5 separate regions of the Mus musculus genome follow, and regions 2, 3, 4 and 5 are each linked to region 1. Evidence: chromatin loops called from intact Hi-C (ENCODE). Cell type or tissue: heart. All regions are shown on one strand.

Region 1 (5,000 bases):
AGGGAAATGCAAATCAAAACAACCCTGAGATTCCACCTAATATACCAGTCAGAGTGGCTGAAATCAAAGACTCAGGTGACAGCAGATGCTGGTAACGATGTGGAGAAAGAGGCACACTCCTCCATTGTTGGTGGGATTGCAAGCTGGTATAACTACTCTGGAAATCAGTCTGGCGGTTCCTCAGAAAATTAGACATGGTATTACTTGAGGACCCAGCTATAGCACTCCTGGGCATATACTCAAAAGATGCTCCAATCTATAACAAGGATACATGATCCACTATGTTTGAAGTAGCCTTACTTTTAATAGTAATATGCTGGAAAGAAACCAGATGTCCTTCAACAGAGGAATGGATACAGAAAAAGTGGTACACTTACACAAAGGAGTACTACTCAGCTATTAAAAACAATGAACTCATGAAATTCTTAGGCAAATGGATGGAACTAGAAAGTATCATCCTGAGTGAGGAAACCCAGTCACAAATGAACACACAAGGTATACACTCACTTATAAGTTGATATTAGCCCAAAAGCTCAGAATACCCAAGATATAATTCACAGACCACATGAAGCTCACAAAGAAGGAAGACCAAAATGTGGATGCTTCAGTCCTCCTTAAAAGGTGAAACAAAATACTCACAGGAGGAAATACAGAGACAAAGTGTGGAGCAGAGAGTGAAGGAAAGGCCATCCAGAGACTGCCCCACCTGGGGATCCATCCCATATACAGACATCAAACCCAGACACTATTGCAGATGCCAAGAAGTGCTTGCTGACAGGAGCCTGATATAGCTGTCTACTGAGAGGCTCTGTCAGAGGCTGACAAATACAGAGGTGAATACTCGAAGGCTTTTCTGGGAGCCTTGTACTTTGATAGGACCACATGACTGACTCTGGCTAGTAGAATGTGCTCAGTCTGACTACCCATCTGAATAGGTAGAATGGTTTTCTATATTATCTTTCTTATTAGAAGCACATGGCTCATGTTGTGGAGTCACTCCAAGAAATGAGCTTAAACCTTTAGAACATATCTTGGAAGAGGCAGACAAAAGACCCTTGCCACTCAACCTGAACCATCATGTATAGGTTATGTTACATTTTGTTGAATTCCTATGGCTTCAGCACCATTTATTTTAATCGATATGCTAAATATCAAGCTTTCAGTGTTTCCTTAGCTAGAATAATATTCCTTCTCTTCTGTGCTTCCTTCTTGCTTTTCTAAATAATAATATAATCTCTTAGGCAGCCTGTCACAGTTGTCCTCATTAGTATAATATAATCTCTTAGACTTCTTTGGGATAATGCTTTCCATGAATGTCAAGTCTCTTACACTTTACAGTCCATCATCTAGGAACACAAAAGCAGGAACTCAAGACAGAGACCATGGGAGAAGAATACTGCTCACTGGTATGCTTCCCCAGGCTTGCTCAACAGCCAGGCCCAACTGACCAGAGGCGGCCCTGAACACCCCTATATAAATGAACAGTCAAGAAGAATCCCCAGTACATGTCCACAGGACAATATGATGGCAGAACTTCATTAATTGCTGTTCCTTCTTCTCCCTCCTTTGGAAGTATAGCAAGATGATAATCAAGATTAGTGTGACAGCATGATTGTTTTACAAATGCAGTGTTCTTTGCCATCATTGACTTAAAAAGCTTTCTTTCTCCCACACTCAGGGTTAAACGCAGAGAAGGACTTTTTTTTTTTTTTAAACACCATAGGAACATTCAAATAAAGAAGTGGGGCTCACTTGGACTTTGTATCAATTTACAAAGAAGTAGTGAGATTTGTATGGTAGGAAAGCACAGAGAAGAGTGGATTGATGAAATGTTCTCATTCTAATTCCCCTTACAACTACAGGGAATCAGAAGATCCGGTAAATGGACAGAAAACCAAATAAACAAACGATAAATGAATTACAATACCAAATGTCAGAGTCTGTCATAAATATGTTCTGAAACTAGCCTTAAAAATATCATGATTCTAAGATAATTCTGAGTTGTTTTAAACACTTCTAAAATTCAAAAACCCTGTCTTTTTCTTCTTTTACTCTCTTGTCTACCCACTTACTCCTGTCCTCAAATGTAAGACTCTTTACAATTACAAGTGTGTAATATAATATTTCATACAAATGTCCTTATATCTTTCCAATTTATAGTTATCAATCTAGATGCCATATAGATTTCCAAATTACAAACATTTTTGCAGTGTTGTATTTTCTATAATAATGATAATGATAAACCTTGTCTTCAGTCCTCCCTTCTTTCCTGGACTCTAAGCAAAATCAATGTCATTATTTTCTGTCCAAAATATGCTCGTTTTGGTAATACTTCTGATGTGGCTGATAGCTCTGTCATCTATTGAGCATGTGGGTTGCCTTGTCTTTGTAAGAACACTAGGAAGGGACTGGAGAGAGGGCTCAGTGGTTAAGAGTTCTTGCTGTTCAGAACTCTCTCTGTTCTTGCGGAGGACATGAATTCAGTTTTATTCAGATTCATTATTATTGCTCATAATAACTACAGTTCTGGTGACCACTTCTTGTCCCCATGGACACCAGGCCTAGGAGTGCACAGACATACATAATAAAGGCAAAACATTCGTGCACTACAAATACAAATATATTAAGTCTTTAAGAACATTAGAAATTGACCTCTGTTTTTCTTTCCCCCATTTTGGACACTCAGATATATGCCATAGCCTTAGAAATGTCTCCTTTCTAAAACGATTCTGTGTCTACTGGGCCCTGCCCTGCTGGTGTTTTGTTGTTGTTGTTCAGATTATATGATGGGGAGAGAAGCCACTATCATAACGCACAAGGACAGGGGGAGAGTGAGCTTCAGTAAGAGATAACTGAAGGCAGGGAGGAAAAGATAGGGCAGAAAATAAGATCTATCTAGATATTTGCCTTGATGGAAATGCATTCGTGATGTGATGGAACATGATGAAATTTGGAACAAGGAAGGAAAGGAAAAAAAATGTTGCTTTGAGCAGAAAACATCTGGACTGGGACCAGATGGACAAGAGCCAGCCCTGGGGGTATTCAGCAAAAATAGTTGCAGGCAGGGGGAGCAGCCAGTACAAAGCTCAAAGGAAAACAAGGCTGGCAGAGTTCAGAGAACAGGAAAAGCAGTATGGACACAGAACAATGGCTGAGGAAGACAGGCAAAGGAAGACACCAGAGAAGTGGGTGGAGTCCACCCAGAGAGAGTACACAGCTTTACCAGTTACCAGGAAATGGAGCTGTTTGAAACGAGAAATTCTGAAGCTCTGAATTACTCTTTTTTATTTGTTTACAAGATTGGCTCTGGCCACTGTTTTCATAATAGCCTTATATGTGGAATAAGACTGGGGATAAAAACATTTGGGTAGCTGTTATCCTCATCAAGGCTAGGAATGATATTGGCTTAAGACAGAATTGTTCCAGCAGATGTGGTGAAACCTGTCAGATCCAAAACGGTCCTGCCCAGAGAATGGAGGGTCCATAATGGAGCGTTCTCGTTAATGAGATTGTTTTGTGCAAGGTCGCACATATAGAGTGTAGAGAGGTAATGAAGAGAATTAAAGATGTTGTCTTCATTTTGGGTGTGAGCCAATATTTTCTCTTTATAACTGTTTTTAGTCAAGGCTTCCTGTGACTTTGGTCTAGGCAACACTACAGCAGTGCCCTTGTTTTCTTATCATTCTTCTATTTCTCCCATTTAATCCTTCTGCAAAAGTTATTTTCTAGATTATCCTATAAATGTAAGGGTGGAAAACTGAATTATCAAGATCTGGTTAGAAGCAAGGAATTCATGCATGCCACTCTGGGTACAAAGGAGGAAGAATTCAAAGGAAGAGATTGTTTTCATCAGATATTCAAGCATGTTTGCCACTATCTGCACTGGAGTTAATGTAGAGAATTAATAACTGAGCGCCGCAGCTGCCACTGGAGGTGAAACCAAGAAGAAAGTGGGAACCCCACAACCCAGGAGTTTACAGAGGCTCCTGATTCTGCGTTATTCCAGTTTTATCATTCCCTAGATCCTTGAGCTTAGAAACCTAGATCTTTTGGTCTATACGATTTACTCTATTTGAAATTTCATTCCCCTCCCTGCCCCCATCCAGGAACCAGCAAGGAAAGCCACCCTCGATTTCTGCCAGCAGGGTAAATCAAATCCTCTTCCTTTTGACAGCTTTGTGCTTCCATAAATCTATGTCAACACATATCATATTGGATTGCCAGCTATCTATTTACAGAGAGCTGTCTCATCCACAGCACGATGAATTTCTTGTAGATAAGAATTATATATTGACATCTTCTCACCCTTCCTTGGAGATGCTCTTCAAAACAATAGTAGTCCAAAACAAGATAAAGGACACACACCACTAGAACTTTTTTAGGTTCAAATTAGAGTTCAAGATTAAATGTTGTTTATGTATATGATGGGGACACAGAACAATGTGGTAGCCATCGTATGTTTATGTTATCTTTATTAGTTAGGCTGGTGCTGCAAAAATAACCCATAAGGTTAGGAAGTTTGCCTGGCACATGTTTTATAGTTTATGTTGGACTTAGCTAGATGGTGGCTAACTCAGTTCAGAAATACTGATCTAGGATAACTCTTCTCTCTTCTATGTGGTTCCTGACTTCCACGAAAACTTTCCTAGGCTTGGCGGCTAGGAGAGGTTGTGGTTTATTAGTAGTTGTGATCAAAGATGAAACAAGAAGAAATAAATTAGATTCAAGAATCTCCATCTCTCTCTCCTCTCTATCCTTCCTTCTCTCCTATCTAGTGATGGAAGTGAAACTAGGGAGATAAAGCTGGGCAAAAAAAGAACCTACAACATAGCAAAGGCCAGCAACAGTTCTTCACTCCTGCTATTACTTACCAATGAAAATCCCAAAGCCACACAAAGCTTCAAACTGGGAAAGCAGACAACACAATGTGATGGGATGAGATTCATTTTTGATATTTGAGCATGTCAAAAGACTTACATATTCCTTGCTGTTCTCTCTCT
Region 2 (5,000 bases), 65 kb after region 1:
GCTAAATGCAGAGCCTTAGCAAAACATCCAGAGACTAAAAAAAGACCCCTCCCCTCCCCTGCCGTGGCTGGGCTTAAATGTGTTTGGTTTAATTTCAGTACGTTGGTTCCCTTTGGCTTTATAGTCTAGGAGATCCTGTTCAAAATACTTGCAAGTAAATGCTGCTAGGAGGAAGATTGTTGCCAGGAAGAGAGATTAGACATATGTGTTCCCATTCTTTGTTAATGGCTTTTGCTTGTTTTGGTTGAAATGAAAATGTTCCTGTACTAAAGAGAAATAAACCCCTCCCTTCCTGTTTGCAAATGTCTTTCATTTGCTGTTTATCTTAATTAAATATACAGTAGAAAAGAGAATGTAACTGCTGCTCCTTTAATATCAGAGCTGTGCATGCTACAATAGGTGTCACTGTTTGGCTTCATCCAATCCTGATTGGTGGCTTCAGCTATTGGCTCGGAGCTCTGGCTGTCTGACTCCGTCTGCAGGGCTGTAATACCTACTCTCCTCTCCCGATCCATTCACCACACAACTTCACCGGCCGGCCGCGGCCGTACTGACTCGCTGGGCTCGCCACATCTTGCTAACCTAATTCAGAAAGCAAGCGCCTCAGCTCTCTCTCTGCCTGCCTCCTTTGCTCAGCTTTGCAGGTGATCCAGAGAACGGCTGGTTTTATGCGCAAGTAAGAAAACCAGGAATCATGATGGGAATGTATTTAACAGATCCGGTCCTGGATAAAACTTAAAGCCAGTTTCTCTTCAACATAGTGAAAAGGTCACCTTGCCTGGCTGGGAAAAGCAGGAAGAAAGCAGCCTGCCGGTCTCTGTTAACATCTTAGCTCCGGCTAGCCTCTTTGCCTTGATGTTTGAGCAGTTTTGCGAGATCTAGCTCTAAAGAGAGACATCCTGTACTCATGGTAGATGATAAAGAAAAGAACATGAAATGTCTCACCTTCTTCTTGATGCTTCCAGAGACAGTAAAGAACAGGTCCAAAAAAGGTTCAAAGAAAGCCAACAGCAGCGGTGGCGGCGGCGGCGGCGGCAGCGTTGGCAGTGGGAGCAGCAAGTTGCCCCCAGTTTGTTATGAAATAATTACCTTGAAGACTAAAAAGAAGAAGAAGATGGCTGCTGATATATTCCCCCGTAAGAAGCCAGCCAACTCCAGCAGCACCACTGTCCAGCAGCAACACCAGCACAACCTCTGTAACAACAACCTCATCCCGGCCCCCAACTGGCAGGGTCTTTATCCCACCATCCGAGAAAGGTAAGCGCCCTTGCTGGCAGGCTAGCGTGTTTACTCTCAAAGTTTGCCGGTGGTGAAGTCTCTGCTTTTTCATGACTGTAATGCAGTTTACCACGAATCCCTGCTCCTCTTCCCCAGAGGCTCTACTGGTAATGGAAAGCTGCCTTGTATCTTTTCCAAAGCAGTACAGCTGTTTTCCTCTTAGATAAAAATATTTTTGCAAGCTGTAACATTTAAGCAGCAGCTTTGTGTCTGTGGAGCACAGAGACAGGAAACCCTTCATTTGTCCTAAGCCCTGTAAAAGTTTAGTTAACTTTTAAAACTTGAGTTCCTTGCCATGTGTCTGCAGTGGTTTCAGGCAGTGGTGTGGCTGGACCCTTTGTATGCTCTTTAGCTGGGAGTGGAACGCTGAGCTGTTGTTGCTTAGCTTAACTCTGAAGTTTTGCATGTTGGGGAAAGGGCTGCTAAGAATACAGGCTGTTGTGAATTAATGACTCGCCTCTTGTTTGTAGAAATGCGGTGATGTTCAATAATGACTTGATGGCAGACGTACATTTTGTGGTTGGGCCACCAGGTGGGACTCAGCGGTTGCCAGGACACAAAGTAAGCAACAGCTGCATTACCGGTTTAGTCCTGAGATTTACATAGAGGGACCCTGTCAGCACAGAGCTTGGTGTGGGCAGGCAGCCCGCCGGCAGCCACTGCATGGTTCGCCCAGTTACAGAGAATATAGACCTTTGGCCACACTTCATTTTGTCTTTGTTTCCTTCTACACGGTTGTATATATCACCCAGAAATGTGCGCTTCTCACTCTCCAGGGCTAGGAAATGTTGTAACTGGCTTGGAAAGTCCTCTGTTTACTGTACCTATAGAAATCCGATAAAGAGCCCATGGTTTGATTTATTTCCCAGTGGGGTGGGGGTGTATATTAATGTCAAAGCTTTGAGATATTGATGGAGAGCCCACTTTGTGTGACAGTCTCATGCTCCCTGTCCAGTGCACCATAGCCTGGCTGTTTACGACGGTGGGCTATGTACCTTACGTGCCCCCGGCCCTCAGTGGCTAGTGGTTTTGGGGATTGACTCTGCAAATGCTTTCAGTGTAGTGTGTGAAGGGAGCTCTCCCTTTCTCCACAGTACGTCCTCGCTGTCGGGAGCTCAGTGTTCCATGCAATGTTTTACGGAGAACTCGCTGAGGACAAAGATGAAATCCGAATCCCAGACGTCGAACCTGCTGCCTTCCTCGCCATGCTGAAGTAAGCATGATGTGTGTGTTTGGAAAGAGTTTCTTGTGCTGTGTTCCTGCTCTGCTGGCCTCTCAGTCAGATCTGAGTTTCCTGTAAGCGAGAGATTCTAAAGAGAGGGGGTGCTGCTTGCCTTGTAAATGGTCTTAGAACCGCTCTTCTGTGCTCGGGGAAGTCCTATGGAATGTCGCAGGCAGTTAGAGCCATTCCTTAGCCTAGAGCCTAGGGGCAAAGAGCTCACGTGGTGAGCTGCTTTTAGGGACATTTTAAAAGAAAAATAGCTTTCTGGAATAAACACTGTTTAATAGGGATGTTCTCCTTCTGAAAGCAGGACACTTTAAGGAGGCTTCAGAGAAATAGACCTTTACTTCACAATGAGAGCAGTGATGTACCTTGTTTAGCTAGCAACACTAGGACGACACATGCCTTCTGTGTTGTCTAATGCCACCAGAAGTGGAACTTAGTATCTCATCTTTGACTACATATATTTTACCCACAAAATTGGACATGCAAATTTTTGATGAAGAGATTTTTGAAGGGATTGTTTCCTATAGTTGTCTGTAGATTAATACAAGCAATTTTAAATTAGTAATATAAAAACGTAAAAAAGATTGGGGTAGTCACATATTTACTTAAAATTTTTCATATCTTATAGATACTTTACAGACTCTACTGCATGTTAATCGGGTCCTGGGAATCATCTTTACCAGGGTCTAATGCTAAACAGTGAGATTAAGCCTAGTTATTATAAGTTGTATTTATAAGGTTTTTCTTAACTGTTCAAGGCTATATTTTGATCTGGGAATTTCATTTCATCGGAATAAATTTAAAAAACAATGTTTTTGAAGAAAAATTGCCAAGTGGGTCAAAAAGTTTGACAATATTCTTACAATTTTTAAAACAATCATTATTTTTTATTTACTGCTTACTGAAAAATAAGTTCTAGTCCGTTTCAGAGTTTTTAAGTATGTAATTCCCTGGTCCTGTAATGACATTGAAGCCTAATTGAACTAGACCGTTCCCAGTGGGGAGCGGGAGCAGGGAGGTTAAAGGCAGTGAGCGTGTGAGTGACCATAACAGTAACTGCTTCGTCACTTCTTAACCTTCAGCATCAGTCCATTAGAGACACCACCGAGAAACCTCTCTACCTGCTTGGATCCATGCCCTTCCTCACTGCCTGTGAAGTCCGCTCTGCGTGTGACAGTGCCATCTGTTGTTGGTAGAATGCAGCCCTAGTTAGCAACTTGGCCTCACTGAAGTCCAGTAGGGTGTTGTTTCCCAGACACATGTACAGTCAGGAAACAGGAGCAGGAATGTCGGAAAGTTACATCTTGATTGTTTGCCAAATATCTTCTCTTGTAAATAGATGTATTACCTAGAGCATATTAGTGCAGTTTTTAAAAATTATGGAGTCAGGCGGGGTGGAAAGAACAGGGCGTGAGTGAGGTTCCATTTGCCTTGTTGGGAACAGCAGTAGGAACTGAGGCTTCCCCTCCTGTGTCCTAGGGGAGTAGCTGTACTCAGAAAAGGAGTGGCAGCTCCCTGAGTTCCAGGGTGAGGCTACAAATCCAGCCCATATTCTGGATGCTCTCCTAGTCCTGGCCCTAGGCAAAGCACAACTGTACTGCAGCTGTGTTGTCGAGTGGTCTTGCCGGTGTAACCGGCTTAGCCTATAGAGAAGACAGTTTCCTGGAAGAAAGTGTTTATTACTGAGGAACCTTTTGGCTTGTTTATGTGTGTTTATGTTTTCTTTTTTTCCTTGCGAAAGCTAATCTTGGTTTCTTAAGTTAGGTATGTTTTACAAACATGAAATAAAATTACTATAAAAAAAATCAAAGTACCCACTGCTTTAGCTTAAAAACTTTGATAAATTTTCTCAGTGTTGTCATGGGCAGAGTTGTCACTGATTATCCTTTTGTCCTGTAATATAAGATTGCAGGTCGGTTCCACCTTCACTGTCTCAAGAAACTCCCACCATTCCCCCAAACAACAAGAAGTATTTCATCTCCTAAGATAGGTACAGCTCCCTAACGCACTGAATCAGTGTGCGTGTGAGCTCTCTGCTTTGTCTCTGAATAGATACAGGGGAAAGTAATGTTTGCTTTAGTTCTGAAAATAGGACAAATAGGAGTTTAGAACTTTAATACTCACAAGATTTGTGGAGTTCGCTGAAAAGGTAGTAGTGAAGTTTATGTGGTGATTTCTTAAACTTGGAACCACTTCAGAAATATTTAATATCAGGTTTTATTTTGTGTTTTAGAAAAGTCCCAAATCATTAAGATTTTTAACTTTGACCTTATAGTTTCAAAAGACATTTGTTTTTATTGAAACAGAAAGTGGAATAGAGCTATATATGTCTACTTTAAACTCTGCTGGTGCTGAAGAGAGAGATGGCTCAGGGGTTAGGAGTGCAGCTTCTACAGAGGTCCAGGATTCGGGTCCTAGCACCTTCTCAGGTGACTCACGGCTGCCCATAACTCCAGTTCCAGGGAGCCAGTGCCCTCTTCTGGACTCCTGGAGT
Region 3 (5,000 bases), 170 kb before region 1:
ATTTTCATAATAATTTTCATGTGACGGCTGAAACATTACGCAGTCGTTTCTCCTTGACAAGAAAAGAAGCCCGTGACATTGTTACTCAATGTCAAAGCTGCTGTGAGTTCTTGCCAGTTCCTCATGTGGGAATTAACCCACGCGGTATTCGACCTCTACAGGTCTGGCAAATGGATGTTACACATGTTTCTTCCTTTGGAAAACTTCAATATCTCCATGTGTCCATTGACACATGTTCTGGCATCATGTTTGCTTCTCCGTTAACTGGAGAAAAAGCCTCACATGTGATTCAACATTGTCTTGAGGCATGGAGTGCTTGGGGGAAACCCAGACTCCTTAAGACTGATAATGGACCAGCTTATACGTCTCAAAAATTTCAGCAGTTCTGCCGTCAGATGGACGTAACCCACCTGACTGGACTTCCATACAACCCTCAAGGACAGGGTATTGTTGAGCGTGCGCATCGCACCCTCAAAGCCTATCTTATAAAACAGAAGAGGGGAACTTTTGAGGAGACTGTACCCCGAGCACCAAGAGTGTCGGTGTCTTTGGCACTCTTTACACTCAATTTTTTAAATATTGATGCTCATGGCCATACTGCGGCTGAACGTCATTGTTCAGAGCCAGATAGGCCCAATGAGATGGTTAAATGGAAAAATGTCCTTGATAATAAATGGTATGGCCCGGATCCTATCTTGATAAGATCCAGGGGAGCTATCTGTGTTTTCCCACAGAATGAAGACAACCCATTTTGGGTACCAGAAAGACTCACCCGAAAAATCCAGACTGACCAAGGGAATACTAATGTCCCTCGTCTTGGTGATGTCCAGGGCGTCAATAATAAAGAGAGAGCAGCGTTGGGGGATAATGTCGACATTTCCACTCCCAATGACGGTGATGTATAATGCTCAAGTATTCTCCTGCTTTTTTACCACTAACTAGGAACTGGGTTTGGCCTTAATTCAGACAGCCTTGGCTCTGTCTGGACAGGTCCAGATGACTGACACCATTAACACTTTGTCAGCCTCAGTGACTACAGTCATAGATGAACAGGCCTCAGTTAATGTCAAGATACAGAGAGGTCTCATGCTGGTTAATCAACTCATAGATCTTGTCCAGATACAACTAGATGTATTATGACAAATAACTCAGCAGGGATGTGAACAAAAGTTTCCGGGATTGTGTGTTATTTCCATTCAGTATGTTAAATTTACTAGGGCAGCTAATTTGTCAAAAAGTCTTTTTCAGTATATGTTACAGAATTGGATGGCTGAATTTGAACAGACCCTTCGAGGCTTGCCATCATTCAGGTCAACTCCACGCGCTTGGACCTGTCCCTGACCAAAGGATTACCCAATTGGATCTCCTCAGCATTTTCTTTCTTTAAAAAATGGGTGGGATTAATATTATTTGGAGATACACTTTGCTGTGGATTGGTGTTGCTTCTTTGATTGGTCTGTAAGCTTAGGGCCTAAACTAGGAGAGACAAGGTGGTTATTGCCCAGGCGCTTGCAGGACTAGAACATGGAGCTTCCCCTGATATATCTATGCTTAGGCAATAGGTCGCTGGCCACTCAGCTCTTATATCTCACGAGGCTAGTCTCATTGCACGAGATAGAGTGAGTGTGCTTCAGCAGCCCGAGAGAGTTGCAAGGCTAAGCACTGCAATGGAAAGGCTCTGCGGCATATATGAGCCTATTCTAGGGAGACATGTCATCTTTCATGAAGGTTCAGTGTCCTAGTTCCCTTCCCCCAGGCAAAACGACACGGGAGCAGGTCAGGGTTGCTCTGGGTAAAAGCCTGTGAGCCTAAGAGCTAATCCTGTACATGGCTCCTTTACCTACACACTGGGGATTTGACCTCTATCTCCACTCTCATTAATATGGGTGGCCTATTTGCTCTTATTAAAAGAAAAAGGGGGAGATGTTGGGAGCCGCCCCCACATTCGCCGTTACAAGATGGCGCTGACATCCTGTGTTCTAAGTGGTAAACAAATAATCTGCGCATGTGCCAAGGGTATCTTATGACTACTTGTGCTCTGCCTTCCCCGTGACGTCAACTCGGCCGATGGGCTGCAGCCAATCAAGGAGTGACACGTCCGAGGCGAAGGAGAATGCTCCTTAAGAGGGACGGGGTTTTCGTTTTCTCTCTCTCTTGCTTTTTCGCTCTCTTGCTTTTCCCTCTCTCTTGCTTCTTGCTCTCTTTTCCTGAAGATGTAAGAATAAAGCTTTGCCGCAGAAGATTCTGGTCTGTGGTGTTCTTCCTGGCCGGTCGTGAGAACGCGTCGAATAACATTCTTCCCCTCCCTAGACTAATTCCCACAATCCTCTGCAGATCTCTCCAGGGAACTCTTCTGTAACAAATCACTTGCCAGGAATGTTTGGCTCCGACTCTACTTTGGGAAGAGCAGGACCTCAGATGTATCTGGAGACTCCCAATTCCAGCTGTGTGAATCCTCATAACTATTCTGCTTGGGAATTTGCTTGGCCATCGCAGAAACATCTAGGAGCACAAATCACTTTTGTTCCCACACAGCCAGCTCCTGATCAAGCGAGGCCCAGGATGCTTCAGCAGCCTGTCCCCCACCCCCTGTCCCGTCAGAGAAGTGAATCAACATGTTTCTGAATGCTTGCCATGTTACGTCCCTAATTCCAGCTTTATGCTCTCACTCATCATTTTAAGTATGTGTTACTAGATCTGTTTCATAGTCAAGGAAGCTGAAGTTCAGAGAGGTTATAAAAACTGAACAAATTCCCACACACCGAGACACAACTTAGGCCTTTAACTTTCAACTTCCAGTCGGGTGAATTGCGTACATACTTTACGGCAGCTGGCCTTGCTGGTGCCACCTGAAAGTAAATAGTGCTCACCAGAGGCCACGTCACCATTACATCCAGAAAAAGACAGAGCCCAGGCCACTTCTGCACCAAGACAGTGACTAAGTGCTACAGTACTGCCTAAGCACAATGACAATGACTAAGCCACCCCCTCTCACATCTGTGAGTCACTGTTCTTTTCCAACTATGGCCTAGTTCAGGTTAATCTTTCTAACTCCTAGATAAATGTATCCCAATATCCTGACAAAATCCGATCTAAAATCAGGCCCCTGCTTTCCTGTTTCCCCCTTGGAGTTATTTAAAGTCCGGTCTACTCTCAAGCCTCTCCCAGGATTCTACTGAGCTCTCAGTAGCATAAAATATGACGTGTTCCTGGTGGATTTATCATCTACGTTTCTTGATTTGTCAGGTGGTTTTCAATATAATTTCTCCTTAAAACAAATATGTTATTGTCTGGTACCATATTTCCTGAAACGTTAAGGCTATATATACTGTAAAATGTACATCTATAAGTTTTTAAAAAATACGTGCTTTTCTTTCAAAATATTGCTTTAAACCATGACACCATCCTTTTATGTTAGCCTTGAACTTTGAATCAGTGATATCAGATTCTTGTGGCTTTAGTTTTTCACATACTCCAAGAATGTGATCAGTTGCACTAGTTGTCTGGAGACACAATGTTTTTGCTTATACCTCTGTGATAAAGTTTAACTACTGTACTTGGGTACATCTTCCTTTCTTAGAAAGCCTGGTGTTGCACTATGCAAAAACAGTTTCTTTATTCCTCCAACATCAAATATTTGCTTCACGAATAACAACTTTAAACTACATTGCAGCCTGTGCTGGAGGACTTCTTTCTTCTAAGTTGTCAAACATTGGTACGTATAGTAAACATTGGCATATATAGTAAACATTGGTATATATAGTAAACACTGGTACATATAGTAGAAGTTCTTGGTGCCCTTCACTTGGGTGCTTTACCCATCCTCCAACTGCTGTGATTTCTGATGGCTCAGAATAGACCTCTTCGCTGTTCTTGTCCTCTGAGGTCACTTTACTAGAGGCAACTAGTTGACAAAGGACATGCCCCCAATATGACCTTGAGAGCTTATTGGAGTAAAAATCTCCATGGATGAAGAGAATCTGAAGAAGGAACAAAATAATCCAACAAGCAGAGCCTGAAAGCAAATATCAGACCTGGCAGAGTTAAATCAGAAACAGAGAATGGGATCAAAAGCTTCAGAAGGGACCAGAATGACTGAGAATGGAAATTTACCAATTAACACCAACTCTATGGATGGAAAATCCCCAATTCAAACCAACATTATGAAGTTCTCCTTCCTGCAAGATAGGAAAACATCTTTTCATTTGCTTCTAGTTCATCCATGAGACAGATTTGAGTTTGCTCTTGTTTCCCAATGGACCAACCTGCAATAAAGCACTTTCATTTTTCAAAACTCTTGGCTTCTGTGCATGTAAGCAGTGAGACTTGCTGTGTATCCCAGTATTGGCAGATTTCTGTACACACTTTCTCACATCATCAACTAGACATTAGTAACTTTTTGTCTGGGGATTTCTTCTAAAAACAAGGTCTCAAAGAATTTTAATCAAAATACTCTGGGTTGGGAAAAAATAAATAAAAGAATAATTTTTGGGGTCAAAGACCTAGAAATTTTTGTAGATAAAATTTATTATAGTTTATGCATATTTAAATGAAAAATCTTTGAATATTTTTTACTTTTTAAATTCCATTCACCTTTCCAGCTTTATTTGTATTCTTCTTTTACTTTTATATTTACCCTTTATTTAGGATTTTCAAACTGTATTTTTTTTTTAAATAAAGGTTTAGAAAAATAAGTTCTCTGGAGCGTCTTATGAGTTCTCCTTTGATTCAAATAGTGTTTATTCTTGATTTTATAAAAGGTAAAGATACTGGTATATTCAAAAAATGTTAATCTCCCGGTTGGTCATGATGAAAATGCACAGTTTTTACCAACTCAGATTGACAACTCCATCCACTCTTCCTACCAGGACTCAAGACTGAAAGTCTCAAGAAGGGAGGGTTTAAACTGTAAGTCATTTATCTTCTGGGAAAGACCTTATAGATGTACAGTTACTTTGCTGGGACCAGTCACCTGCACAATGGTGCAGAATAACTCCATG
Region 4 (5,000 bases), 160 kb before region 1:
CCTAAGGATGTAGATAGCAGCTTAGCATCACCCCTTCCCTGATCCAGTGCTGGATTAATATCTGATGTTTGGTTGGTGGTCATGCTTGCTTACTATTGATGTAAATGTGGTCCAATCTTTTCATGCTAAAACTTTTCAGCAGACTTTTCAGTATTCACTTGTCTTTGCTCACCCTACTCCCCAGTACAGTTCAGTCTCTTCATCCTATCACTCAGTCAGCCACTGTGTCTTTATACCTGAGAACCACATTGCCCAGGCCTTATTTGACTTTTAGCATTAGATCAGCATTAGATTTCAACACTCCTTTCTAACAGTTCAGTCTTTTAGATTTGTTATAGCACATATTCCTGGGCCACTTCCGCCACTGTCTTTCCTCTTCACTCTGATTTCTAGGATTGTCATTATTTAAAGAGCACCAAGAGTTCTTATTTCTGAATTCATGGTACTTGCTATTATCTTTATGCATTTCCATCCACGTTGTGGTTTCTGATAGCTTCTCTACACAGATTCACCACTAGATTCAATTTCTGGTGATGAACTCTTTCTATAAGGCCCACCATATTGCTCAAAAACAAATTGACTTAAGTGTGAAACCTATTCTAACTCTTCATCACCTTCAATGTTGTCTTTTCATAGATAATTCTTCACACCAGAAAAACTAGAAGCCTACTAGTTATTTGAGTACTAACCTCTACCTCAGCTAGATAGTTAATCTGTCACATCTCTTTGTATATTTTGTCTCTTAAATAGCTCCTGAATACCCATCTCTTCTTCTATGGACAAAGCTACTGTTGTAGATCCTTAATAGTTATTGGATACGTAGGAGTTTTGTCAGCTTCCCTGAACCCTGTATATTCTACTCCTATCTGTTTCCCCAGAGTGCTGTGCTCACAATCTAAACTCTAAATTTGACCATGCGACCTCCTCATTCATGACCTTCTTCTACACCATTTCACATTGCTTTGTGCTGATTCCCAAGGGAAAGTCTACCTCCAAGTTTCCAATTTCTAGGCTTAACCTCAAACTGATCCCCTCACCTTCAAACTTCTTGCTTCAGCATTCAGTTAACCAGTTAATAAAGTTACCCTCTCAGTTTGATTCTCCCACTAGGCTATTGGATCTTGTTGGAGAATCAATATGTCTGAGACAACTAGTCACTGCCTGGCTAATAAATGCTCAATTAATGATGCTCAGTGACAAAGCAGAAAGATGTCACTTATTCCCTTGGAATTGTTACTCATTTTCCCAGGATGTCACTCATTCTCTGGGATGAGGAGTTATCCTAAGTATTTGTCTAAGTGAATTAAAAGCTTTTACACAAAACTAAACATGTATGTTTGTTGTAGAACTATTCATAACTAGTCAAACTTGGAAGCAGCCAAAAATGTCCTATGTAAACCAATAGATAAATTTAATGTGTGCAAAGTTATTAGTTGATATTAAAAGTATATGGGGCATTAAGCCATCAAAATATTTGTAAATATGTTAATAATGCATATTTTTTAGTGGGGAAAAAGGGACCATTCTGAAAGGAATCAAGCAATATAATTCCAACCATGTGATGTTTTTCAAAGACAGAGCTATGGAAAGAAACTGTATAAAAAGATCAATGCCTCCTGGAAGACAGAAGGGAAGATGAGTGAGCAGAATGCAAAGATTAAAGCAGCAAAAACACTGCAGGATATTGTAATGGTAAACTCAAGTGCCATTGTATATTCACAAAAACCTCTTAGATGTACAAAGCAGCAGAGAACCACAGAGTACACTACGGACTTCTGGTAGTAATGATGTGTCAGTAAGTTCATCAGCTGTAGAAAAGTACCACCTTGGGACAGAAACTAAGGGGAGGGAGAGAGTGCAGGACAATTCTTAGTACTTTCTGCTGGGTCTTGTTGCCCATCTAAAGATGTTAGATTTAAATATATATATTCTATTAGAAAAAAAGAAGACATTCATTCCAGATGGGATCAGTGCCACACTAGACTTTCCAGGACATACCCGCTGAGCTCCTCTTCCACTCTCCCATTCCCCCCAGCCTTACTCCTAAGGTTATCCTCCCAAGAAATCAATTGGGCAAAATAATCTTACCTCTGGCTCTGCTTATAAGGCATCAAACCAAGACAGAGGTACAGACATGGCATGCCTTACTGCTGACTTGCTCAAAATGCTTCTTCTACTCTTAGAGTAAAACGTAGGCCAGGTTTTGGGAGGGGAGAGCTGAAGCAGATAAAGTAAAAATAGAGTATAAATGGTGACGAAAAAGGAAAATCTTGGAAGAAGTTTAAAAAAAGAAATTGTGTCTGCCTTCTCACCACTACACCTAGGGAGATGGAAAAATGCCAAAAACAAATTTCACCTTCTTGAAAGATTTGTCTGTGTGCCAGGTCCTAATTCCCTGGAAAGGAAACTAAATGTTCTTACTTCCTAGTACTCACGGTATCTGTTTCCTGTGGCTGCCATAACAAATTCCCGGCACTGGGGTGGCTTAAAGCTGCATATATTCATTCTCTTGTGGGTTTACAGAGCCTTCCAAAGGCTGAAGGAAGGAAACCTCCCCAGCTTCTTCAGGTTCCGGTGCTTGTTAGCTGGACTTTGCTTCCTGGGAAAATGCCTATAATATTCCTTCCAATGCCTTTGCCTTCGTGGGGTCTCTGTGTCTGTCTTCTACTTTGCATTTCTTATAGAGAGAGAGCTACTGTTAGATAAGGAATTCAAATGGATGATCTAGGATATTTTCAGTCAGGATCCATGATTAGATCTTCCATGATTATTGCTCCAAATTACATCCCACCCACAGGTTCTAGAGATTTAAAGGCAGATGCATTTTGGAGGGCACAAGGAGTCAGAACTTGGCCCAGAATCTTCACTGAATTCTTCTTTTTATTATATATGCTAGTATATAATAATACTAGATGACAGTGTTTCTCAAAATTACATATTATTTCTACAAGTACTGGGGATGGAGCAGAAACTGAGGTAATGACCAACCAATAACTGGCCCAACTTGAGACCCATCCCATGGGCAAGTACTAATCCCTGACAGTATTAATGATGCTATTGCGCCTGTAGACAGGAGTCTTACATGGCTGTCCTCTGAGAGGCTCCACCCAGCAGCTGACTCAGAGGGATGCATAGACTCACAATCAAAGAGTGGATGGAGCTTAGGGACTCTTATGCAGAAGTTGGGTAGGAACTCCACAGGAAGAGCAACAGAGTCAACAAATCTGGACCCTTGGGGCTATCAGACTGGATCACCAAACAAGAACATACATAGGCTAGATCTAGCCCGGCTCCAGATATAGCAGATGAACAGCTTGGTCTTCATGAGGGTCCCAAATAACTAGAGCAGGGGCTACCCCAAAAGCTATTGCCTGTCTGTGAGATATGTTTTTCTAACTGGGTTGCCTTCTTTGGCTTCAGTGGGAGAGGATATAACTAGCACTGCAAAGACTCAATGTGCCAGGGTGAGAAGATAATCAGGGGACTTCCACCATCTTAGAGGACAAAGGGGGAAGGATTTCTGGGGTGGGGGGGTGACCAGGAGAAGGAGCAGTGAGTGGGATGTATAGTGAATAAATAAAATGAAATAAATAAAATAAAATAATAAAAAATTAAAGCCCACAGAGTTCTTTCAACAACATATTTATTACTATTAGAAATAAACATAAGAATTGCTCATTAACTATTGCTGTTTCTTAAGTCATAGGTATGTCCCGTAAAACATAATTATTCTTACTGCATAAATGAAGAAATTGAGCCTAGCGTGGAAGTTAGTGTGATGTGTAAGTCTTCCCCATTGGTTTATCAAATTTGAATTCTTCACTCTGATTTTCCCCCCTATGGAGAACAAGAGTGATGGTTAACCTTTATTGCCAACTTAACTGGATTCAGAATTCATTCAGGAGACCTAAGAGACCCAGGAGACATATCACTGAATATAGCTGTGAGTGTGTATCCAAAAGAGTTTAACTGAGGATTCAAGGCAGGCCCTGAATGTAGATGGCACCACCCTGTGTGCCCATGTCCTAGAGCAATAAAAAATGAAATGGAAAAGCTAGCCAAACATTAGCATTTATCTTTCTCTCTTTCTGACTATACATATATAGTGACCAGCTGCTCTTTCCAGTACAGCTATTGTGTCTTTTCCAACCATGGCTTCCTGCCATGGTACACTGTATCTTTAAACTATGAGCCAATAAAATTTTCTTTCAATAGCTTTTGGAGGAGATATTTTGCCACAACAATGATAAAAGTAAATAAAACACAAAGCAGGAGTGCCTCCAACAGAAAGGAGTTCACCTTGCCACCCAACTCGTCTGAGTACTGAATACCAAGCAAGCAGAAATACTCTTTCTTTTTAATTAGGTATTTTCTTCATTTACATTTCCAATGCTATCCCAAAAATCCCCCATGCCCTCCCCCCACTCCCCTACCCACCCACTCCCATTTTTTGGCCCTGGCGTTCCCCTGTACTGGGGCATATAAAGTTTGCATGTCCAATGGGCCTCTCTTTCCAGTGATGGCCAACTAGGCCATTTTCTAATTCCTATGCAGCTAGAGTCAAGAGCTCCAGGATACTGGTTAGTTCATAATGTTGTTCCACCTATAGGGTTGCAGGTCCCTTTAGCTCCTTGGGTACTTTCTCTAGCTCCTCCATTGGGGGACCTGTGATCCATCCAATAGCTGACTGTGAGCATCCACTTATGTGTTTGCTAGGCCCTGGCATAGTCTCACAAGAGACAGTTATATCAGGGTCCTTTCAGCAAAATCTTGCTAGTGTATGCAATGGTGTCAGCGTTTGGAGGCTGATTATGGGATGGATCCCAGGATATGGCAGTCTCGAGGTGGTCCATCCTTTTGTCTCAGCTCCAAACTTTGTCTCTGTAACTCCTTCCATGGGTGTTTTGTTCCCAATTCTAAGAAGGGGCAAAGTGTCCCACACTTTGGTCTTCATTCTTCTTGAGTCTAAACAAAGAATTCTCACCTGAGGAATGCCAAAT
Region 5 (5,000 bases), 170 kb after region 1:
TCTGTATTATTTTTCTCAATAGACAAAATGTACATTATTTACTTTAATGGAACTTGGAGCTTAGTGAAGATAACATTTCAAGCATTTATTCTTCCTGTAATGTCTCTGAAGCACAAACTAATAGTATCAATGAGCACTTGCTGAGTTATCCTGATTACATGCACTGTTGTACTCTAGGAACAAGGATGATGACTGTTATGGCCACTCACAGATTATGTGTGTAAAATCAACTTAAAGATCCCTAAGTGACCAAAGACAATACAAAAGAAAGAAAGAAAGAAAGAAAGAAAGAGAGAGAGAGAGAGAGAGAGAGAGAGAGAGAGAGAGAGAGAGAGAGAAAGAAAGGGAAAGAAAAGAAAAGGAAAGAAAAGGAAAGGAGAGGAGAGGAGAGGAGAGGAGAGGAGAGGAGAGGAGAGGAGAGGAGAGGAGAGGAGAGGAGAGGAGAGGGAAGAAAAGAAAAGAAAAGAAAAGAAAAGAAAAGAAAAGAAAAGAAAAAAGAAAAACGATTTGGAGAAATATCTAAAAAAAATCAGAGTTGTAGTATAGACACTGTTGATTAGATTTGATGAACTATATTAATTAATCTGCTAGTTACCTTTCCATTACTATTACAAGTACCTGTGATACCCACATTTTAAGTAGCAAAGGTTTATTTTGGCCCACAGTTTTAGAGGGTTCAGTGCACTAGCCTACTGCTTTGGGCCAATGGTGAAGTATTGCATCACATCAGGGGGTAGAGGGCAGAAAACAAATACCACCTCATAGCCAAGAAGTAAAATGGAGAGGAAGAGAGAGGGGCTGGGTCACTCTATTGTCTTCAAGGGCATGTCTAGATGACCCCAAACTCCCAGTAGTCCCTACTTCTTAAAGGTTCTGCCACTTCCTAGTAGTGCCAGGCTTAGAACTAAGCCTTTAAAATGTAAGCTTTGCGTGTCATCTAATATGTAATCTGTGACAGGCTTTGCTCTTGGTTTTCCTACAATGATTTATACAGCATTAAGTAAAAGGACACAGCGGAACAGGGAGTGTGATCTGCTGAAAACACTTTACATTCAGGGATCTGCATAGAGGGGAACCAGACAGAAATTCTTCCGAAAGATCTTAGGAATTCATGACTAACAGGTTTATAGGATGCCTTTAGCTCCTAGGGGTTTGGGTTAGGAACTGTGTTGCACAACTTGCACTTCTTAGTAAGAACTTGCCAACATCTTCCCTAAACTGGTCCATTTTACCCACATCTGTGTGGTTCTGTTCACTATTGTATTGCTGTGTGACCTCAGTAAGTTCATATTCTCTTGGGTTTGGCAAGAGTTCCCTTGAGTGATTTTGCTTAGGGAGTGCGATACTAGAGATTTTTTTTTTTTTTTTGCCATTAGCAAGCAGAGGTGACTTCTTAATTAAATGTTGGGGTTTCAGTCTAGGCTCTCTATCAGCCTATGGATTGCCTTCATGAAGATTGTCTAATTTGATAATGTAGGGATTTTGTTGCTGGGCCTCAACTGTGGTTGGCAGGTCCGTGTGCTTAGAAGTCCAGAGTGGTCTCCATTAGTCCACTGTCATTGGCTGCTTGAATAGACATCTATTTCTTCCTCATTTTCTCTCTTGAATTTGTATCAAGTATGAAACACTGCCAGACTGACATCTCAGCCTCACCGAGAAGATTTGTTAAAATTAATTTATGCCTTAATTGTTCGGAAGCCAGAGAGAAGTCACTATGCTTTGTGGGAATGCCAGATTGTGGCATTTACTGAATATAGATTACTTAAGGCCTCAGCCTTTGAGTATTAGTACCAAGACTTCCTCTCCTCCCTTTGTGGGAATTATCATCTAGAAAAATCGATGTCAGATTCTAAGTTTTGGCGATACCTTTTTTAAAGGCAGAAATCCAATTCAGTATATTTGCTTGGTCTTTTATCACTGTATGTTGCTGGTCACCTGTCGAGAATGGAAGCAGCAGGCAATTTAATTTGTTCACAGTATAATCTTAGGTCGCTTTGAGTAAGAGCTTTTAGCAGCTCTGTGCCCTAATTGTTGACTTACTACCTGTTTCCTCTTCTAGTACCCCGCAGGCCTCTGCTTAAACTCAGGCTCTCTGCTTTAGCTGAAGTATCCAAGATGCTTCTGGGAATGGAAGGGGTCCAGGAATGGTGTGTGTGGGGGTGGGGTGGGGTGGGGGTAGTGCTTATTGTTTCAGGTCCAGCTTTTCCTGTGGGAGGTGAGGTCACACAGTCTCCCTTGTGCTATTTATGTTGTTGGTTTCAGGAGTTTGAGTAAGGAAGTAAAGGCAACAATAATGACCAAGGAAAACTTCCCAGGAGAGGAGCAGAGTAGAGGAGAGAGAATTGGGGAAGGCAAGCAGAGAAATCAGAATCTGCCAGGGACCGCATGAACCTCTCTGCTCTCCTAGTCCTCCCCTCCCACTTCCCTGTAACTGCTGTGAATGTAGTGGCTTTCTTAATTCAGTGAACCTGTCACATGTATCACAGAGTTCCTTCTGCTGAAATACTTATTTGTCTCATGTTCGGGTGGATGAAACCTTACCACAGACTTTAGTAACCAACTTATACTAAATTACCTTGCTCTTGCTGGGAGTTTGCCCTGGGGAGGGACGAGAACCCATGACAACTCCCATCCCACCCTCAGAGCCATAGCTGACGTCTGGCAGTTGCAAACACATGACATCTGTCTAGAATAGGGCCACCTGCAAGTCTTAGGGACACAAGTTGGAGTCCAGCATTTTTCCTATGATGCTGTCTCATCCACTTTATTAACTGCACAACACAGAGTGATCCCATTTCTAAGTAGTTCAGTAAAAGCAAACTGGAAGAAATGGTGAACAGATTTATGACTATGACTTCATCTCAGGAGTGTTGGAAATCCTTTCCCACTACCACACAGTGGAATCCTCTAAAGATACACTGGAAATACATGTCACAGCACTGGGGGGTTTGGGGGGATGGAGAGAAGTTTTGAGAATATCCGGGCTCCTGGTGACTTGTTTTTAAGAACATAAAATGTTATGATGAATAAAAAACATCTTCCAAGGCAGTGGAAAGAAATGGCCAGTGGTGTTTACAAACACACCCACCCACACCCACACACTCCTTGACACAGGCAAGTTAACAAACAGCTAGAGAATTTCACAGTGAGAACATGCAGATGGCCAAATAAGCACCCAAGTTGCTGAGAGCCTTCATTCATTAAAGAATCTGATTATTTATAAGGCACTGGAAATTAAGGGCAGGAGAACATCTATTCACAGCCAAAGCTGAAGACATCTTGTCTCTGGTATGATGTATGAAGGAAAACTAATCCAGAGCTCATCAGTTTCCACAGAGGGGCTTTCTAGGTCTGCGATATAGTTCCCCCCTTTATGATTACATTCAGGAGGAGTGTAAGGGGTGGACTCTCTGGATATAGCTACTAAGTCTGGACAGGGAACTTAGATTGTAGTTTTTGTAACTGGAAATGCTACCATATTTTTTTCTAAGCCTTACATACTATTCTCTAGGCATGAATGTGAGTGGAGCTCTTCAGATGTGTTGGGGGTGTTAGCAAGTGAGAAGCCTACCTTAAAATGGTTCCCAAAGTAAATTGTTTGAAGAAATTACCAGAAATTCTTTGGTGGAGAACTTTGAAGTCGCTGTGACTATGTGGCTTTAATTCAAGGAGATATAAAAGAATAAAGGGTTGTTAGCATGACTGGATTAAGCATCTTTTTTTGAGAAAGGGCTATTTTCAGAAATCTTGAACCTAAGTGACCAGGATGGACAGCAGAGGAATTGAAATTTCTTAAATAAATTTTATTGGCTTTACAATAAAAATGCATTTTGATATAATAATATAAATACAACATTTCTTCTTTCCCATTCCTCCCTTTAAATATTGCAATATACAACTTCTGACTCTCTTCCAAGTTAATGCCTTTTTTCTCTAATTGTGTGTGTATGTGTGTGTGAAAGAGAGACAGAGACAGAAACAGAGAAACAGAGAAGTTGGTGTGTATATAGGTATACATTCCTAATTAAGCTGTATATATAGTTTGTATGATGTCACTTGTATGTACAGTTTCAGGGCTGACCATTCTTTCTAAAAAGTAACTGATCCCACTCTGGAAATGTCACCCATCCTTATCATGTGACCTTCTCTGAAGGAGAGAAAGGCCAAGCAATGTGGAGAATGTCTGAAGATGGGATAGATTTGGAGGGTGAGACTGTCACGGGAGTACAAGGAAGTAAGAAGAGTCAGCATTAGAGAATCACAGAACTAAAACTCAGGCAGGCAGGGTAGAGATGCTGAGAGGATCATCAAGAGCTGTGGGCTAAGGGTAGATCCCAAATTCCTCAACAGGATTTCAGTTCAGGCAGTGTGCTTGATGGTTTTAAGTCAACGTGACACAAGCTAGAGCTATCTGAAAGGAGGGGACCTTAACTAAGAAAATGCCTCCAAATGGACCTTGAGAGACTTGAGGTTTAAGCAGGGGAGTGCAGCTACTGGTATACCATTCACTGGAGACTGGTCCCCCTCTACTCTGGGAATGACCTTCCCTATGCCCCAATGAATATATGGTAACAGAAGTTGTCTTGGCATGTATCTCTGTGTTTTCCTTTTTACTGGAGGGAGGGCACAAGGGTGAGAGAGTGGACCTGGGAGAGATGGAGAGCTAATGTGACTGCAGTGCATTGTATGAAATCGCCAGATAAGCAGCACACATATTATGTTGGGGGAAAAAAGAATATAAGAAAAATCTTCCATAAGATTAGGCTGTAGGCAAGCCTGTAGGACATTTTACTGTGGGTGGTGCGATTCCTGGGCTGGTGGTTTTAGATTCTACAAGAAAGCAGGATGTGCAAGCCATGAAGAGTAAGCCTGTAAACACCCTCTATGGCCTCTGAATAAGCTCCTGCCTCCAGGTTCCTGCTCTGTTTGAGTACCTGTCCTGCCTTTCTTCAATGATGAACAGTGGTATAGAAGTATGACCTGAATAAACCCTTTCATCT

What was found. Hi-C counts contacts between places; a loop is a spot of excess contacts. Peaks named below come from ENCODE experiments on the same cell type or tissue, not always from the same donor. Only the 100,000 strongest peaks of a DNase experiment are listed, where the experiment ranks them.
Region 2: it touches region 1 in a loop (6-fold over the local background); 6 of 42 quality-filtered maps call a loop at or near these places.
Region 3: it touches region 1 in a loop (3-fold over the local background); 5 of 42 quality-filtered maps call a loop at or near these places.
Region 4: a loop joins it to region 1, with 2.9 times the contacts of the local background. A loop is called at or near these places in 4 of 42 quality-filtered maps.
Region 5: it touches region 1 in a loop (2.1-fold over the local background); 2 of 42 quality-filtered maps call a loop at or near these places.

Annotation. Positions count from the first base shown.
Region 1 is chr2:138,212,651-138,217,650 of GRCm38, forward strand. No RefSeq gene overlaps it. Among named protein-coding and RNA genes, the nearest start is that of Btbd3, 63 kb to the right of the region's middle. In heart, a CTCF peak has its summit at 3,052; a DNase peak (open chromatin) is centred at 3,101.
Region 2 is chr2:138,278,001-138,283,000 of GRCm38, forward strand. Btbd3 (BTB (POZ) domain containing 3) reads left to right here and starts at 493. Exons shown (of 4, transcript NM_145534.2): 1 at 493-1,257; 2 at 1,749-1,839; 3 at 2,373-2,491. The coding sequence starts at 908. In heart, CTCF peaks have their summits at 400, 1,860 (motif pointing right), 2,577, 3,700 (motif pointing left) and 1 weaker place; DNase peaks (open chromatin) are centred at 481, 1,231, 3,721, 3,991 and 2 weaker places; H3K4me3 peaks cover 2,387 bases; H3K27ac peaks cover 1,623 bases.
Region 3 is chr2:138,037,995-138,042,994 of GRCm38, forward strand. No RefSeq gene overlaps it. Among named protein-coding and RNA genes, the nearest start is that of Gm14062, 160 kb to the left of the region's middle. In heart, no CTCF peak of the experiment used is centred here; a DNase peak (open chromatin) is centred at 2,497.
Region 4 is chr2:138,050,793-138,055,792 of GRCm38, forward strand. No RefSeq gene overlaps it. Among named protein-coding and RNA genes, the nearest start is that of Gm14062, 180 kb to the left of the region's middle. In heart, no CTCF peak of the experiment used is centred here; a DNase peak (open chromatin) is centred at 2,489.
Region 5 is chr2:138,382,741-138,387,740 of GRCm38, forward strand. No RefSeq gene overlaps it. Among named protein-coding and RNA genes, the nearest start is that of Btbd3, 110 kb to the left of the region's middle. In heart, no CTCF peak of the experiment used is centred here; a DNase peak (open chromatin) is centred at 2,221.